3 separate regions of the Mus musculus genome follow, and all the other regions are linked to region 2. Evidence: chromatin loops called from intact Hi-C (ENCODE). Cell type or tissue: left cerebral cortex. All regions are shown on one strand. Links, peaks and the distances in the headings refer to the core of each region. The heading gives the core; the rest is flanking DNA.

What was found. Hi-C counts contacts between places; a loop is a spot of excess contacts. Peaks named below come from ENCODE experiments on the same cell type or tissue, not always from the same donor. Only the 100,000 strongest peaks of a DNase experiment are listed, where the experiment ranks them.
Region 1: it touches region 2 in a loop (2.8-fold over the local background); 4 of 42 quality-filtered maps call a loop at or near these places.
Region 3: a loop joins it to region 2, with 2.3 times the contacts of the local background. A loop is called at or near these places in 2 of 42 quality-filtered maps.

Annotation. Positions count from the first base shown.
Region 1 is chr9:121,603,141-121,608,140 of GRCm38, forward strand. All of the region lies in intron 3 of Lyzl4os (lysozyme-like 4, opposite strand), which reads left to right. It also overlaps a transcript of Lyzl4 not described here. Among named protein-coding and RNA genes, the nearest start is that of Lyzl4os, 19 kb to the left of the region's middle. In left cerebral cortex, for the core only: a CTCF peak has its summit at 2,491 (motif pointing left); DNase peaks (open chromatin) are centred at 2,485 and 2,966.
Region 2 is chr9:121,275,600-121,283,395 of GRCm38, forward strand. Ulk4 (unc-51-like kinase 4) reads right to left here and starts at 1,573. Exons shown (of 37, transcript NM_177589.3): 1 at 1,461-1,573. Gm34655 (a long non-coding RNA gene) reads left to right here and starts at 2,148. Exons shown (of 2, transcript XR_003948091.1): 1 at 2,148-2,367; 2 at 3,140-5,122. In left cerebral cortex, for the core only: a CTCF peak has its summit at 4,078 (motif pointing right); DNase peaks (open chromatin) are centred at 1,659, 1,918 and 2,065; H3K4me3 peaks cover 1,380 bases; H3K27ac peaks cover 1,330 bases.
Region 3 is chr9:121,433,209-121,438,208 of GRCm38, forward strand. The region is part of intron 3 of Trak1 (trafficking protein, kinesin binding 1); the gene reads left to right. Among named protein-coding and RNA genes, the nearest start is that of Gm51661, 19 kb to the right of the region's middle. In left cerebral cortex, for the core only: no CTCF peak of the experiment used is centred there; a DNase peak (open chromatin) is centred at 2,557.

The sequences.
Region 1 (5,000 bases), core at 1-5,000, 330 kb after region 2:
CTAGATTGTCTGTGGGGCATCTTCTTGATTAATGACTGGTGTGGGAGGGTCCTGACCTTTGTGGGCAGTGCCATCCCTAGGCTATATAAGAAAGCTATCTGAGCAGGAGCCCAGGGGTAGGGGAATCCAGTAAGCATTCCTCTGTGGTTCCTGCTTCAAGCTCCTGCCTTGAGTGTCTACCTTGTTTTCACTCAGTGATGGACTGTAAACCTGTCCATCTTAGCTTAGTTATCCTACAAAAATAAACCCTCTCCTCCCCAAGTTGCTTTGGGTCATGGAGTTTATCACGGAAACAAAAAGCAAACTAGGATGCCCTCCCTGGACCTTGAATGCCAAGCCTTGGCAAGATCAGCAGGTAGAGCCTCAGAGCCCACAGAGCAGCAGAGCAGTGCAGAGCATGCTGGGAACATTCATCTCTGGAGAGGGCAGGCTCAGCGCTGGACTCTCTTGCAGCGCTGGACTCTCTTGCAGGCCTCCAGGCTCACTGAGTACCTGTGGCTCCTCAGCTCTTCTCACCATGTCCCAAACCTCTTTTCCTGCCCATGGGCTTTGCTTTCTCCAGCTTCTCATTTCTATATAACCCTACCACCTCAGACATACTTTCTCTTTTAGTTCTCTTGGCTTTGCTCTCATGGTCCTCTGTTCTTGGGCCCCTCTCTCTTCATCCACTTGCACCCCCTTGGTCCTCCACATTTACTCTCTGCCACCACCACCCCCATGGCCCAGTTCAGTCTACTGGTCATGCTAATCCACTACTCTCTCTCTCCCTGTTCTAGACTCTTCCCAGTGCCTCTGGCTGTGCTTTCCCTGACATCTACAATAAAACCTCCCCCTTAACCATACCTTGGAGAGTTATGTCCTCATTTCAGGCAACTATGCCCTTGTATCAAGTACTTTACCTACTAGGATGCCTTCCAAGTCCTTAGGATAAATCTAGACAGACTGGAGAGGTGCCTCAATTGGTTAACAATGTACACTGCCCTTGTGGAGGACCCAAGTTCAGTTCCCAGTATTCACATTGGGTGTCTTACAACCACCTGTAACCCCAGTTTTTTTTAAATTCAGGTACTGTATCCATATGCACAAACCCACACACATATATGCACTATTTTAGAAGCCTTTAGAATGTATCTAAACCATAACAAGCCCTCAATAAAGTATGAGCCTGAATATGTAATTTATACATGTATGTACATAAATAATATATACATATATCTGTGAATACAATAATATACGCATGTAAGTATAATATGATGTGAAATTGATACATGTACATACATAAACATAATATACACATATATCTATGAATAAAATATATGCATGTAAGTATATGGGCAATACTATGTGTACATTATCCCGTCCCGCGGGATTCAGTTATTCGTGGGTGCGAGGGGGACCGAGAACCTGGAAGGAAATGGGAATAAAAGAAAGAAAGTCGGAGGACCAAGTAGATATGTCAACCTATCAAGGTCTCGTTTATTAGGCTGAGGTGCCTTCTTTTTAAAGCATACATCGCGGGGAATATGGGAGGGGTCGAGGGAGAATTATACAAAGAACAAAGAAGTGGGCATCTGCTGACATGGGGGCCGAAATCAGGCGCCAGGCAGCGGGCACTCTGGATCTTATCTCTGGAACATAGATCCTCCTTGACAGCCTTGGGGGTCAGGCTGGGCTCAGGCGTAACTCGTGTCCTTGGATGGCATGGGAACTCAGGAAGAGATAGGGAAGAGGGGACTATAATTCAGCTTTACAGCCTCAGGTGCCAAGAAAGGAATAGGGAGGAAGGGGGGTGATAACCAGCTCTTAGTACAATGCCATTTGGCCTGTTAGGGAGATTGTGAAGGGCTCACTTTCTCACGGGATGGTCTCTGACAGTACATATATAAACAAATGTACATGTACAGCATAGCATGTAGAAAGGAGAAACAGGATGAACACTAGGAGATGAAGGGCTGACTGCAGCTAATGGATAATTGGGTCATGAAAGACAATAGTGAGCTAATGCTTTTCTAGTTTTAGCTCTGTAATGGAGTCTTTGTTTTCTGGTGGTGGATAAGTACATAAAAGTAGAATGGATACTAGACATATGGAATGTGGCATTCTATACCTCTAGCATGGCCACTCTAGTTTTAGAGAACGTCACTGAGATGTGGACCTGGCTAACCTTGCTGTGTGACGTCTTCTATTTATCATTTCTTAACAAATCTTAGCTTTAAAGAAATGCAAAGAAAAATACAATATGACCCCAAGAGTGCCAGACAGCTTGCCTGCTGTAGTGGTAACTCAACTGGTTTTGCATCTGGAGACCCACAGAGACACCACTACATTACACAAGAGGAAATCCACAATCCCAATGTCTTGCCCCAGGCCCAGAGCCACTAAGGGACAAAGCAGTGATTGACACTTCCTGGTGGTGGCTGCAGAGCCTGGCTTTTCTGTGTTCAGGCGAACTTGATGAGGGAATTATGAGCAAGATGACACTGCCATCTAGTGGGGACTCTGCCACACAGCCCAGGGCTTCCTCTGGGGTCAACCACACAATGATGTCCAGAGAACCCAGGACCACCATAGGACAGACACACTCATAGAATATTCCCTGGAAACCTGGTCCCAGAGAGCTCATGATTCTAAAGTGAGGGCGTCCTCTTCAAAGAGAAGAAACCTGAGGTCAGGGTTTGCAAAGAGTTGTACACGTCACTAGTACGTCTGCGTGTAGCTGTTCACCAGACCCATCAGCTCTGGTGCAGGACACGGAGATGAGGCACGGGATAGGCGCATGTTGAGGAGGATGGAATAGAGGAACTTGAAATATAGAGCCTGTACTAATTACTCTCCTCACCGCCGTGACAAACGCCTGGCAAAAGCTTACAAAGAGGGTGTGTTTGGGCTCATGGTTTGAGCTTAGTCTACCATGGAAGAGGGAGGCATGGAGGCGGGGCTGTGAGGTACAGAGTCAGACTGTTTCCATAGTCAGGAAGCAGAGAGATGGATGTTGGCATCCCACCAGCTCCTGCTTTTTATCCATGCCCTGGCCCATGGGAGGTGCCACCCACATACAGGGTGGATCTTCCTCAGCTAAGCAGCCTCATCAGGCATATCTCCTAGGTGATTCCAAACCTAGTCCATCAGATAATGAGGAGAAACTAGCTCAGGGCACTGAAGTGACTGACAGCCCCTCTCTTATGTTGTCACCTCTGGCTCTTCTACATCAACTCTCCAACTTGGGATAATATGGAAGAGAGACTCTAAGGAGGACCATGACCCTCTAGGTCCTGCCGATATGCTTAGACTCATATCTCCCCTGCCCGGCTCACACCTAGAACAGTGCCACATTAAGGGTATACACCTGCTTACCTCACACCCAGCCACACTGGGGGTTCACACCTGCCCAGCTCACACCTAGGACTGTGCCACACTGGGAGTTCACACCTGCCCACCTCACACCCAGCCAAACTGGGGGTACACACCTGCCCACTCACACCTAGGACTGTGCCACACTGGGAGTTCACATCTGTCCACCTCTCACCCAGCCAAACTGGGGGTACACACCTGCCCACTCACACCTAGGACTGTGCCACACTGGGGGTATGCACCTGCTCACCTCACACCCAGACACACTGGGTGTGCACACCTGCTCACCTCACACCCAGACACACTGGGGGTGCACACCTGCCTACCTCACACCTAGAACAGTGCCACACTCGGGGTTCACACCTGCTCACCTCATACCCAGCCACACTGGGGGTACATACCTGCACACCTCACACCTAACACAGTGCCACACTGGGTGTTCACACTTCCTCACCTCACACCTAGGACAGTGCCACACTGGGGGTTCACACCTGCTTACCTCACACCTAGGACTGTGTGCCACACTGGTGTTCACACCTGCTTACCTCACACCCAGCCACACTGTGGGTACACACCTGCCTACCTCACACCTAGGACAGTGCCACACTGGGGGTTCACACCTGCTTACCTCACACCTAGGACTGTGTGCCACACTGGTGTTCACACCTGCTCACCTCACACCCAGCCACACTGGGAGTGCACACCTGCCTACCTCATACCTAGGACAGTGTCTCACTGGGGGTTCACAGTCACTTGGTTTTCATCTCACAATACTTTACCCTCTACTTATCCCTGTGGTACACACTGCAAAGAAACCTTGCATTCAGCCCTCGTACAAACAGGGTCTCTGGGGCACAGCCTGCAGATTGCCACTTGGATAGTACCTCGTCGGGTTGTACAACTGAACAAATCATCTACTGCTTCATTCCATCCACGTGAATGCAGGTGGACCTGGCCTCCAGGACAAAGTTGGCAAGATGGTGCACTTTAAATTGCATACAACTAAGCGGTTTTCTACCTGCAAGAGATGAAGGTGATTTAAGCAATTCTAAGCCAGATGCGAAGTCTGCAGACACACAAAGTGTCAGATCAGGGTCAGATCTATGAGTATCCCAGCCTGATCCCCTTGTACAGTGGATGCATCTATCCCCTAGGCTCTATGCCACCATGGCCAGGCTGTCCCTTTACTGGAAAATATACAACACAGAATCTCTCCCAGGCACCCCAGCCTCAACAGTCACCAGGTGACCAAAAACCCATCATCAAGACAACTCAGCCATGATTCACACTCCACAACCTCTGACGAAGGGCTAATGACAGTTAACATTGGTTAGCAACTTGGCAACATCTAGAGTCACCCAGGAGACTGACTTCTGGGCTCCATATTGGATGATCTAGACTAGGTTAGCTTCTGTGCATGCCTGTGAGGGGTTGTCTTGACTAGACTTTTGAGGTAGGAGGAGTCACACTAATAGTGCATGTTAGCATTCCCTGGGCTGGGAATCTGGACTGCTCAAAAGACTTCTACCTGAACAGCAGTGTACAATGCTCTCTCCTCTCTGAATATGGGCACAGTGTGACTGACCTCAGAGCTCTGCCAACATGCCTTCCCCACCATACCAGGCTGTGCTCTTAAACTGTGTCATAAT
Region 2 (7,796 bases), core at 1,346-6,345:
GGAGGGAGGGAGGGAGGAGAAAGGAGGAAGTTCTGGTTTATAAACTGCACCTAGAAGTGGGCAAAGAGTCACAGATAGGCAGACAAAGGCCAGGCTCTTGTGTTTTACAGTAAACCATAGGACATCAACATGGAGCATTCTCAAAAGTCAAATAGAATCGCCTACATGTCCAGTCATGCTACTCCTGTGTTCACAGACACACACACACACACACACACACACACACACACATGCACATACATGCACATGAACATCCAAAGGCAGCTCAGGCAGCATACACAGGGATACTTGGCATCTCTCAGAGCGCCACTCAGCTGTCAGGAAGAGTGGAATTACATCATTTTCAGGAAGATGAATTGAGTCAAAGTCATTGCGGTGATGCTATGAGGTAAGCCAGAGCCAGGCAGACAAACACTACATTATCTCTCTCTGGCAAAATTGAGTGGGAATATACAAAATAGTATATAACCTAGATTTAAACATATATCATATATGAGGAACGGGAGTAAACAGAGGACTACAGGGAAGAAAAATGAGCCTAAAGGGAGGAGAGGCAGGAACAAAGGGTCACGGGAGGCAGTAACGACACAACACCATGTTTCCTCTCATGCAAAATCAAGACATAAAAGTAGGTCCTGTGAAGCCACAAGACAACTATGAGAGGATGAGAAAGAGGACAAGCAGGAGGGGGTAAGAAGAGCAGAGGAAGATAGTGAGGGGCAGACATAAGGAAAACACAAAGACAGACATATAGGAAAATGTCGTAGTGAAGCCCTGAAACTGTATGATAGCTTAAGATGTCATTGTTACAAAAGAACATGGGGCTGAGAAGACGGTTCACCTGGTTAAGTGTTTACTCTGCAAGCCTGAGGACTTGAGTTCAAATACTCAACACACACATAGAAACCCAGTAATCCCAGCTTTGAAGGGCCTACACGGGAGAACCCCAGGAGCTCACTGGCAGGCTAGTCTAGTCTCAACAACCAGCCTCGGGCAGGGGAAAAAGACCTTGTCTCTAGGCAAAAGGCAGACAGGCCAGAGGAAGACACTCAACACCCTTCTCTGCCTGCACACACAGGAGCATCCACCAGTACACTCACATGCATGCGCGCACACTCTCTCACATGTGCAAGAAACCTTGTCAAAACTATCAGTGGACAGAGAGATGGCTCAGCCATTAAGAATACATACTGCTCTTGCAGAGGATCTGAGTTCTGTTCCCAGCACCCACTCCGGGTGGCTCACAACTACCTGTAACTCCAGCTCGAGGAAATCCAACACCATCTTCTGGCTTCCGCAAACACTCAACATGTGCACACGCACGTAAATAAACTTTTTTTTTTTTTTTTTTAAATAAGACTTTAGATAAGTTGCTGTCCTGGGGGAAGTGGTCGCGCCTCTGAGGAGGATGAAGCGGGTCAGAGATGTAACCAGGAATGGAGCCGCAGCTGCCCACCCACCTGCACGATGGTGGGGGACCCGAGTTGCACGCGCTCTGCCTTGCCACGGCGAGGCCACAGCTTGGACAGAGGAAACCGAGGCACCCGAAGACCTGGCCAACTCCCCTGGACGCGTGGGTGAGCCCTCTGCGTCACCATGACAACCTGCGAGACGCGGGGGGGAAAAAGAGCGGGACTTTGATTGGCTGATCGCTACCCAGAAGAACCCGGAAGTGAGCGAGTTTGCGCGCCCATCCAGCGACACTAAGGACCCCACGCCACTTCGAACATGATCTCGCTGGCCTAAGGGGACACTGGAAACTGGAAAGAGACCGGAATCGTGGGCAGTTCTCAGGTTTGCCCGGCGAGCATCCCTCGGTATTTGAAAGCCGCCATCCCATCTCCATGGCAACACAAGGACGGCCGGAAAAGACCCGGATGCTGCCTGGTTGAGCGCTTCCGGCGCTGTGGGCTGGGGCCGGAAATGAGAATCTTTGAGTACACCTAAGTGGCCTTGGGCACTCTAAAGCCAGTGCATCCTTTCTAGAAAGAGGTGGGAGAGATGGCGAGACTCACACAGCCCCACTGCAGGCCCTGCTTGGCGTTTACACGCCCCCTCGTCTCCATGACAGCAATAGGACGCCGGCGATGCAGGGCGCTGATTGGCTGAGATTAGGAGGCATGGACCGGAAGTGGCCGGAGATTGGCGTGGCTAGAGCCAGTCCCCTCCCCATCTGCGCGCCGATGCCTCTGAGCCTCCTCAGGAAACTTCTCGGTCTGGAGCCCGTTGGTCACTGCAGGCTCAGCGGACCGAGGTTAGGACGGATCGGCCTCTCTAGTCAGAGCGTGCAGTGGTGATCAGATCCCACCGGGAAGGCAGCATAATCGCGTGGTCCCAGCCTTCAAGCTGCCTGCGCCGCACATCTTGGTGGGTGGGACTTAAAGTCTTTCACGTCTGCCTGGTCCCAGAGCGTCACAGCTTTAGCTGTTTTGCTGTGTTTCCTTCTTAAACAGGGTTTCACGCTGTAGCCCAGGTTGGCCTCCAACTGGAGTCCTCCAACTTCCATTCTGATGTGAGAGCAGGCTGACAGTATCTATGGAAGGAAGAAAGCCCAACTCAGTTGACCAGAATCGGGCTAGAGATGGGGCTAAAGTTCCTTTTCTAGGTGGGGTGTGGCGGTGGGGAGATAGGACCCTACGTTTCTTGTTTTGTTTTGTTTTTTCGAGACAGCGTTTCTCTGTGTAGCCATGGCTGTCCTGGAACTCACTTTGTAGACCAGCCTGGCCTCGAACTCAGAAATCCGCCTGCCTCTGCCTCCCAAGTGCTGGGATTAAAGGCGTGCGCCACCACTGCCCGGCGGACCCCAAGTTTCTAAGGATAAACCAAGGTATAATTCCACCACAGCTCATGCGAGGGAACCAATGAATTTGTTAGGCTTACATACAGAGCCCGGATGAGGGCTTACAGACAGAAGCACTGCAAACCCAAAGCACTGGAAAAGTCTTCACCCAGTGTGGAAGATGGCTTCCCCATAGCCACAGGGGTGGCCCTCCCCTCCCACCCTCGCTTCTTCAGCCTGACTATCTAGGACCTCTCCAATACTCCCTGCTCCACAAGTAATTAGGAGAAAATATAAATGGCTGGGAGGAGCGGTCGGAAACCCAAGTAAAGATCCAAAGACCCTCCTGTCCTCTCCTAGGACGGAATGCCAATAGTCAACTGGACCTGCTGTGACGATCCTTGGCCTGCAACTCAGCAGTTGGAGATGGCATTTGTCTGACTTAGAAGGCCGTTGTGTTTGTGAGAGCATGTGAGTAAATGCCAGATGTGAGCCTTGGGTGTTGTCCTCTAGAGCTGTTCCTTGGTTTTATTTTTGACACAAGGTCTCTCACTGGCACCTGGGAATGGCTGGTTAAGGCAGGCTGACTGACCTCCAAGTCCCAGGGATCCACTGGTCCCCACCATCCCAGCCCTAGAGTAATGAGCATGCACCATCACACTTAGGTTTTAGGTGGTTGCTAGGGCTTGAACTCAGGTCCTCAAGCCCCTGTGGTGAGCACCTTACCAGCTGAGCCACCTAATCTAAGGAACACTATATTGCACATCAGACTTGGCAAGCATCTCTGTTTCTGTTTTTGTGTCTGAGGATAAATTCCTTCATGGTAGGTGACATCGACATTTTACCTCATTTCTGTGTTACAGAGTAGGATAAAAAGTGTCCCCATAGACTCATGGTGAAGGCTTTCTCTGCAGCTGGTGATCCTCCTCGATTTAACCACGTGTACCAGGACAGTTGTTCTAGCTTTGAGAAGTAGTTATGAAAGTGGGGACTGGCTGAGGTAAGTGGGTCTTTGGAGGCAGGCCTGTGAGGTATCTTGTCTTGTGTACTTTCTCAGCTTTCTGGCTCCCGTGAAATGAACAGCCCTGTCCCACCAGACCCTCCTGCCACGTTCTACCGATCCACCTGGCTGGGAGCCAGAAACAGTGGGTCCACAGACTGAAACTGTGCATCATGATCAATCAGTCTCTCTCTCTCTCTCTCTCTCTCTCTCTCTCTCTCTCTCTCTCTCTCTCTCTCTCTCGATTGATTTTGTGTATGAGTGTTCTGCCTGCATGTACACCTGCATGCCAGAAGAGGGCATCACATCCTTTTATAGATGGTTGTGATTGCTGAGAATTGAACTCAGGACCTATGGAAAACCAGCCAGTGCTCTCAACTGCTGAGCCATCTCTCCATCCCTGAATTTCTCCCTTTAAATTATTTCTCTCGTCGGGCGTGGTGGCGCACGCCTTTAATTCCAGCACTCGGGAGGCAGAGGCAGGCGGATTTCTGAGTTCGAGGCCAGCCTGGTCTACAAAGAGAGTTCCAGGACAGCCAGAGCTCTAAAGAGAAACCCTGTCTTGAAAAACCAAAAAACAAAACAAAACAAAACAAAAAAAACAAAAAAAAATTATTTCTCTCATGTATCTGTCACAGTGGTAATAAAAACGAACATACCTTATTTTTTAAATTCTTTTCAAGCTTATGGGTATCTTCTTACATAGTAGATTTGTATCTTTCTACTTATTATTGTTTCCTTCCTATATTGAATTACTTAATCCACCTAGGATTTAGTTTGGCAAACACAGGGAGTTAGAATGTAACTTTATTACTTCTAAGAATAATTAGGCAATTATACTAGCAGTAAGATTCTACCTCTCTCCCTCATTACAGCTCTAAATTTTAATATATGCATTAAAGTCTATTTCCATGTTATCACTCTTTCTCCCTTGGGCTATTTTTGTACTTATAGGAGAAAGTTCATAATTTTAGTTTTAAATATTTATAATAAAAAAGGAAGAAAAATTATCTTCAATGATACCCTTATATTTGGGGGAGCTAGGAGACAAGTATTGATTGAGCCCCTAAGTTAGATCCCGCCTAAGCAATATAAGACCTTGTCTCTCTCTCTTTTTTTTTAATTATCTACAGAGATAGGCTTTTTGAAGAGAGTTATTAATACCTCAGACAGCATGAAGTAAGTCTGAGGAGAGAAAGCCTTTAGTTCCCACAGGCGAATCAGTTTCTGCTCCTCTGTCTTGCAATCCAGGGGGCTGGGATTATGTTCCGAGCCTCTGAGCCCTGATAATCTGCTCTACTGGGTGTTTTTTTCCTGCTAAATGTCACTTTCCAAAAAAAAAATAATAATGAGAAAATCTGATAAAGGTGACATATCTTTAGCAAAATGCAAACTGACCATGTAGCCTTGAAAAAGAGATTATGAACTCAACAAGCAAAGAAGGAAATTATGTGTGACCACTTACCAGCTCATGGTGACTCTTCTCAACCTGGGTCTGTGATGACAGCATGGCCTTAAAGGACTTACTACGGTCTAGAGACACTGAAATGCCACGAATGAAACTGGTGTCTGCAGTTAGTATGTGCTGGAGCATTGCTGCACAGGGTCGGGGAGGGAACTGTTGAGATAGAAGACTGCATCCAATGGACATTTGAAGCTGGTGATACGGAATTGAGTGTGACACAGTAGGAGTCTTGAGATACATACATGCATACATACATACATACATACATATATACATACATATTTGAGATCTGTCAAAATATATTTTTTAAACTATCAAATATCTAGGGATATAACTCAGAAGTAGGGTGTTTATCTAGCATACATTAGGCCATAGGTTTGGTCTACATGACTGCAATCCCATAAAATGCTGAATGCGATGATGTTAATCTCAGGACACCAAAGGATGAGTCACATTCCCTAGACAGACCATGCTAGGATTGTCTCCTTACCACAGGAAGAGCTGGGCAGGTGTTAGGGAGTAATGAAGAAAAAGAATTCCATGGAAAAGTATTTTCTGTGAATTGAACCCTAACCCACTTATCTCGTGAAACTTCTTGGAGTTTTCTTGCACTAAAAGAGTTTCTATCTGATTTACCCAAGGGCCCACAGAATCCTGACTGCTATGAAAAGGAGGGTGACTAGCCTCCTGCTTGCCACAAATCCGCATTCTCAGGACTGTCTCAGAGTCCTCTCGTTTTAAGGTGTTTAGAGCCTGTCCATTGCTGTGACAGGAATGGCCCCTGGTGCATATGACTATAGGTTTTGCTTGCTGATCAAGACCGGTTGTTCAGATATCTTGACTTCACTCCTAAATTCTGCATACTCTGTATCTCTCTTCGTTGGTTTTACATCATGGTTTCACCATTTTTTAAGTGCCTGGTATCCAGAGAGGACAGAAAAGGGAACTGGACCCCCTGAAGCTGAGCTACAGCAGCTGTGAGCTGCTGTGTGAAGGCTGGGAGTGGAGCACGGGTCCTCTGCAGGAGCAGCGAGTGCTCTCAACTGCCGAACCAACTCTCCAGCTCTATTATCAGTGTTTAAGTGATCTGGGAAAGCATGGCTTCAGTCTGGCATTTCACAGGTGTTTGTCTTAAACGTTTTTATGATTTTATTCCCTCTGGATGGGCATCTGAGTGGAGCTGCCACAGATGAGAGAGAGATCAACACCACATCTTTCCATCTGGCTACCTTGGCTAGCATCCCGTCACCATCCTTGGTCTGAATCAACTCTAATTAGCCTGGATAGCCTCCTATCAGCTGGGCTGGGACGGACAGTCAGAGGGCACAGTGTGGCAGAGCCGGGGAAGGAAGACTGTCGGGTCAGAGGCACACCTGCATTGCTAGAGGTCCAGCCCAGGAGACAGTGAGGACAAATATCTCTGCAAGACATTGGTGATTCCTGAGTCTCTTCATTTTACTACAAAAGGGAAAGGGAAACATGTGCTGAGGGAAGACACATGAGGCACACTGAGGCCGCTTTCTTTTCATGTGTGTGTGTGTGTGTGTGTGTGTGTGTGTGTGTATACCACATGTGAGTGCAGTGCCTATGGAGGCCAGAAGAGGACCTCAGATCCATTGTAGCTGGAGTTACAGGCAATTATGAGCTGCCAGGTGTGGCTCTGGGAAGGAGTCCTCTAGAAGAGCAACAAGCTCTCTTAGCCTCCGAACATCTCTCAAGCCTCAGGAGTCTTCTAATATACTGTTTAGACTTCTGTTTTCTGTAACCCTGGGAGCAGGATTGGCCTTGTCACATTGCTGGGTCTGCTCTGACTTTGTCCTGCTTTATTGATGGGATCTCTTGCAGCTATCTATTTTAGCTTTTTCTAATGGTTTGGATGTCAAGTGTCCCACAGGCTCATGTAGCCATCAGAAGTACCGTTGTTTTTGGAGCTTGTAGAACTTGTGAGAAGTGGCACCAGCTTGGAGGAAGCTGAACAACGTGGAATGGCCCTTGAGGCCTATAGTCTGACCTTACTTCTTGTCCCATATCTGCTTCCTAACCTGCCACCATTGCCTCCTTGGCCATGAGCAGCTTCTCCCATGTCCCTCACAGTGGACAGCACCTTGAAACCATGAGCCCAGATGGGTCCTTTCTCCCTTCAGTTGTGTTTTGAAGTATGTTTAGTTGCAACAAGAATACATTACTTCTTGTACACTCCCAACAGCTAAAAACATGTATTTCCCCAGACAATCAGAACTATCTTCTTTTTCCATCCACATCTCCTAGACTTTTCCAAATTTTTAAAAAGCAATATACTTTCAAATTATTATTTTTTTCCTTTTTTCACATGCTATTTTGATTTATTTATCTATTTATTTAATAATATAGGTATGAAGTAACATGTCAAATTTCAACGTGCCAAATCAGTTTTTGGGGTTTTTTTGTTTGTTTGTTTTTTAATTAGGTATTTTCTTCGTTTACATTTCAAATGCTATGCCAAAAGTCCCCCATACCCTCCCCCCTCAAAATTTTTTTTGTTTTGTTTTTTGTTTTTTTGGTTTTTTTTTTTT
Region 3 (5,000 bases), core at 1-5,000, 160 kb after region 2:
GTGCCCGCCCTTCAGCAATGGCCCCACCACAAACCTGGCCTTCAGTGCACAGGCAGCTCTGGGCCTTGATTCTAGAATCTAGGATGACTCTGTGTCCAGTCACTTTCCATTAGCAGCTCCCCAGGAAGAGGGTGGGAATCTTGGGGGAGACACTGAAGGCACAGTGACTGTTGCAGGCAGCGGTGGGTGAGACTGCAGTACGGGCAGGTCCCGACAGTGTGGTGGGATTGTGGTTCCTGCAGCCCCCAACCCTCTGCCCCTCACGTCTTCCTCTCCCTTGCATTGTTTCGTCCTTCGGTGTATGTGACATTTCCACTCACCCTGGCACACATCTGTTCTATTCTGAAGGAGGAGACGAGAACCCCTCAGCTCCACGTAGGTGATACCAGGATTTGGGACTCTGTGGTGGTCCTCCTGCCTTCTGGTGACACTAGGTTGTCACCATCTTGAGGCTGGTGTGGGCCCAGCTTCAGGCTCTCTTGGCTGCATATTGGGTTTGGAATTGGACCTGCTGACCTTTCCCTGTGTGGGATTTCTCCCCCGTTTGAGGGCCCTTTTCTTAGGACCATTTCTCTAGGCCTTTGTGGGGGATTCTGGACTCCTGAGCCTCGGTGTTGAGCGTCACCCTCTCCCTGCTCTAAGTCCTTGGCCTCTGCTCTCATCCCACACTCTCCATGGTTGCCTTACCCACTTCCTGGCCTGCATCCAGAGCGGCCCACAGGTCAAGTCCGTCAGTCTGCACTGACCTGCCTCACTCTCATGCTGTAAGGGCCTGTGAGGCTGCTCTGGAACCTGGCCACGGTAGCACGGGAGCCTTTGTGTTGGTCAGTCTTGTGTCTGAACTCCTGCCGTGAGATTCCGTCCCTTCTGTGGGATATCTGTCTCTAGTTGCACTTGTAGGGGTGAAATCTGGCAAGCAGCTAACTGCTGTAGATATTAATTGGGGGTTTCTGCTCCACCCTAGATCATTTAGTTCCCAAATAAAGGACACAAAACCTTTATATTTATTATAAGCCTTCAACACTAGAGCTGGGCAGATATCAGCCCTCTGTGCTATTTTGCCTGCTTTCTTGTCAATAATCCCAAGCTATCACGTGCTGTGTTTCGCCTAAGCTGCTCTTACTCCAACAGGCTGACCCTTGTGGCCATGTGTGCACAATCCACCCACCCCGTGGTGACTTCTACTTCTGACTCCGTCCTCTCTCTGTGGTCTTTGCCTCAGAGCCGAAGCCTATTTACCTGTCTTCTGCACAGCTACAGGCTGGAGGCATCTCTATTCAACGAATAGTTTTAAATTAAGGAGCAGGGCTTGCACAACCAAAGCTGGCATATGTGAGCATTCACTCTGTCTTAAGGCAACTCGACCTTAGGATGCAGGATTTGGCATTACAATTCATAGCAACAGACCAAACCTCAACAGTTGTCCATCTGTCTTACATTAATTCTACAGCTGCTCCTGATGGTAGATATTGTCACCGTGGAGGGACCTAAGTCTGAAGGACAGACACCAGGATCCCAGTGACTTTGGCTCTGCCTCGTAACCACTCCCTGATGGGACTCAGAGCTTTGCCCATTGCATTTGACAACACTTGAGTCTCTGGCAATATGGCTTCTTGGTTGTCAAGACAATCACTTACAGGCCCTGTGCCCTTGTGGCTCTGGGCATCCACAGCCTGTAGTCCTTGGCTGTGATAGATGAGGCCTCATTGTGGGTGTTATTCCATGGGGTACCTACCACCTTGCTCTCTGCTTTAACATCCAAAGTCCCTTCCAGACCCCTCCCAAGGTCTCCATCCCTTTATACAGAGTCCCTGTATGAAGAACTCCCCGCTTTGGCCAGGCTGGTAGTGCTTGCCTGCAGTCTCAGCCCCTGGAAGGACAAAGGAGGAGGGCAAAGAGTTGAAGGTCATCCCCAGCTAGCTAGGGAGTTTGAGGGTTGCTTGAACTTCATGAGATTTGTCTCAAAATTTTTGTTTTAAAGAATTCTCTTTTCCTTGGTTAATTTTCTGACTAAACATGGCCATATGAAATCCTAGCTTTAAAAAGGAAAATCACATCTCCTTAGAGCAGTTTCTCCCCTTCCCCCTTCTTAGTTACTGCTTTCTTGTTTTATTTTTGATAGGCAATCATGCCTGCACCTCCCTGTTTTATAAATAGCTGCTGTCCCCTTTGTCCTTGATCCTGATAAGATATCACAGGGAAGTCCCTGCCTTTCTCTGGAACTGGATAGCTCATAGTCTGACTGCTACAGCCACCTTACACCATTCTTGCTTGGGTTCTGTGCCTCTGTTCAGGAATGCTGGTGTACATACCAACTGCATACTGTGTGCTGCAGGATTTTCTCAGGTCACTCAAGCACAGCTGCAAGCCGTGTGTGTGTGTGTGTGTGTGTGTGTGTGTGTGTGTGTGTGTGTGATCTTTAGGCTTGCCTGCCTTGACTGTATTGAAATGTACCTAAGAGTTCACTGCTTCTGCCCCAGTTAGAGCATGCCTTCTGCTGGCCCATAGTTACACTTTTTATCCTAAAATTGGTGAATGGGATGAGTCACTGCTGAGCGTGGGTGTAGGCTAAGCATCTCCACGGAGAGTGCCAGCCAGCCCAGTGTGTGTTGGTGACAAGGGCCAACATCAGGTTGTAGGCTTTCAAGCCACCTTGATTCATTTCTCAGAGAGTAAAGAAATGGTTTTGACTGGCTTGTTCCAGGGCCTGAGTTAGTTATTTATAGTCTGTGGTGACCAATAAGGTTAAAGCCAAACTAATTTCCTGACTGTTTTCTTGATTTTAGAACTAAATGTTCAATTTATGTTGACTGGCAACAAGAAATGGGAGGTGACTCCTCCCCGTCCCCCGTCCCCCCACTCACACACAGAGACAGATACACACTCACACATGGCAGACATGTGCACATATATACACTCACACATGCACACATGTGTGCAGGCATGTACACACATACATGCAGACACACTCAAACATGCAGGCAACATATAGACACACATACTCATACATGCAGGCATACAGACAGACACAGAGAGAGACACGTAGGCACACCCACACATACATCTTGCCCTATATCTGTGATTCTCAAAAGAAACTAAGAATCTTGTTGCCTTGATAAACCTGGACAGAGCCAGGTGTGGCAGTACAGGGACTAAGGCAGGAGGACCAAGGATTCAAGCTGAGCCTTGGCTGAACTCCTAGACCCTCTCTCAGACAACACTATCAGACACCCAAAAGCCAGAAACAAGCTAGACAAGATAGACTGGAGGCAGTACAGGATTCGGGTTTTCCTGTTTCTCATAAGCAGTTTTTCATCCCTTCCTGCTTTTCATCCTGCAGACATGCCCTGGGTAATTACTATAAAGATTAGATTTCCAGCGTAGGCTTGTGATAGCTGCTCCCAGCTGGGTGGGCAGAGAGCAAGAGGCCAGAGGCCCTGTAGCTGTGAGGTGTGGTCAGGGGCAAAGGGCTTTCTGACCTTGTGTGTTTGTTCCTGTTCTGTTCTCTGTCCTTGTCCCTCTGAGGTGCCAGCCCTCCCTGCCCCTTGGGAAGCCTTGCCCTTCATGTCCTCCAGCTGCAGCTTGCTTTGTAGTGCACCTTGCCTCACTGGCTGTAGTGCTCCTTGCCTCTCTGACTATGGTGTTCCTTGCAGCACTGCCTGAGGTGCTCTTTGCCTCACTGACTGTAGTGCTTTTTACCTGGTAGTGCTCCCTGCCTTGTAGTGCTCCTTGCCTTATAGTGCTCCTGGCCTCAGTGCCTGAGGTGCTCCTTGCCTTACTGTCTGAGGTGCTCTTTGCCTCACTGACTGTAGTGCTCCTGGTGCTCCTGGCCTTGTAGTGCTCCTTGCTCTGTAGTGCTCCTTGCCTCAGTGCCCGAGGTGCTCCTTGCATTGAGAACTCACATCTGTGCTTGTTGGAAATTAGCACCTTTGATGGGGTGAAACCATCAAGGAACGTGGTCAGGAAGTGAGCAGAGAATGTTAAGCTTCTGCCGAGCACCCCGCCTGACTGGGTGCTTGTCCTGGCAGGGGATTTAACAGGCCTGAGGGAGGCCGAGGGAGGCTGAGGGAGGCTGAGGGAGGCCAGGCTTCTGCAGAGAAGTGAACATTGCTGCTAGAGCATTTTTAGCCACAGGTGAGAGGACTGGAACCATTTTGACTTAATGCTAATCTTGAGTTTGCCTCTGGGTACTCACATCCCAGGCAGCCTTGCCACACCATTCTTCCTGTCCCTCCCCTCAAGTGAGACACGGCCAGAGTCTGAGGATGACAAAGGGCCACAGGTGTCTCCCCATGGCCCTTGAGGATAAAGTCAGGGTTGAACATCTCTGATTGCTGGGACTGCCAGTGTGTCCCGTGGCTGCCAGCGTATCCCGTGGCTACGTGAAGCTCCCTTTCCATGCGTGCTGAGCTTTTGTGTGATAAGGGATGGTGGGAAAGCATGTAAGGTCCGACTATGTAGTGGGTGTCTATGGCTCACTTCTGTAGACACACAGCCAAAGCCTGAGCACAGAATAACGCCCGTGCTTTGTGGGAGGCATTGTGATATTTTCATTTTTGAGCTGTCATTTTTCACCTAAAACAGTGTCAGGAGTGGATTTTAATGGTGTGTGAAGTGTACTTAGGCGTACATCAGAAGTCACCGACAAGCAGGTGGCACTAAGCCCCTCTCTCCTCGGTGACTGGTGTGTGCTGGTCTCAAAACCCGGAGTTAGAAAGTTACAAATAATCCAAAGTAGAAAGTTACAAATAATCCGAGTTAGAAAATTACAGATAACCCAGCCTGTCTGTGAGGAGCAGTTTTGATTTTTCTCTAATTTTTAAAAAGGCTTATTTTTATGTGTATGAAGGTTTTGCCCGTGTGCACATCTGTGCACCGTGTGCCCGGTGCCCACAGAGACCAGAAGAGGGCATCAAATCCTCTGGGAAATTACAGAAGGTCATGAGCTGCCGTGGGGGTGCCGGGACCAGAACCTGGACCCTCTAGAAGAGCAATCAGTG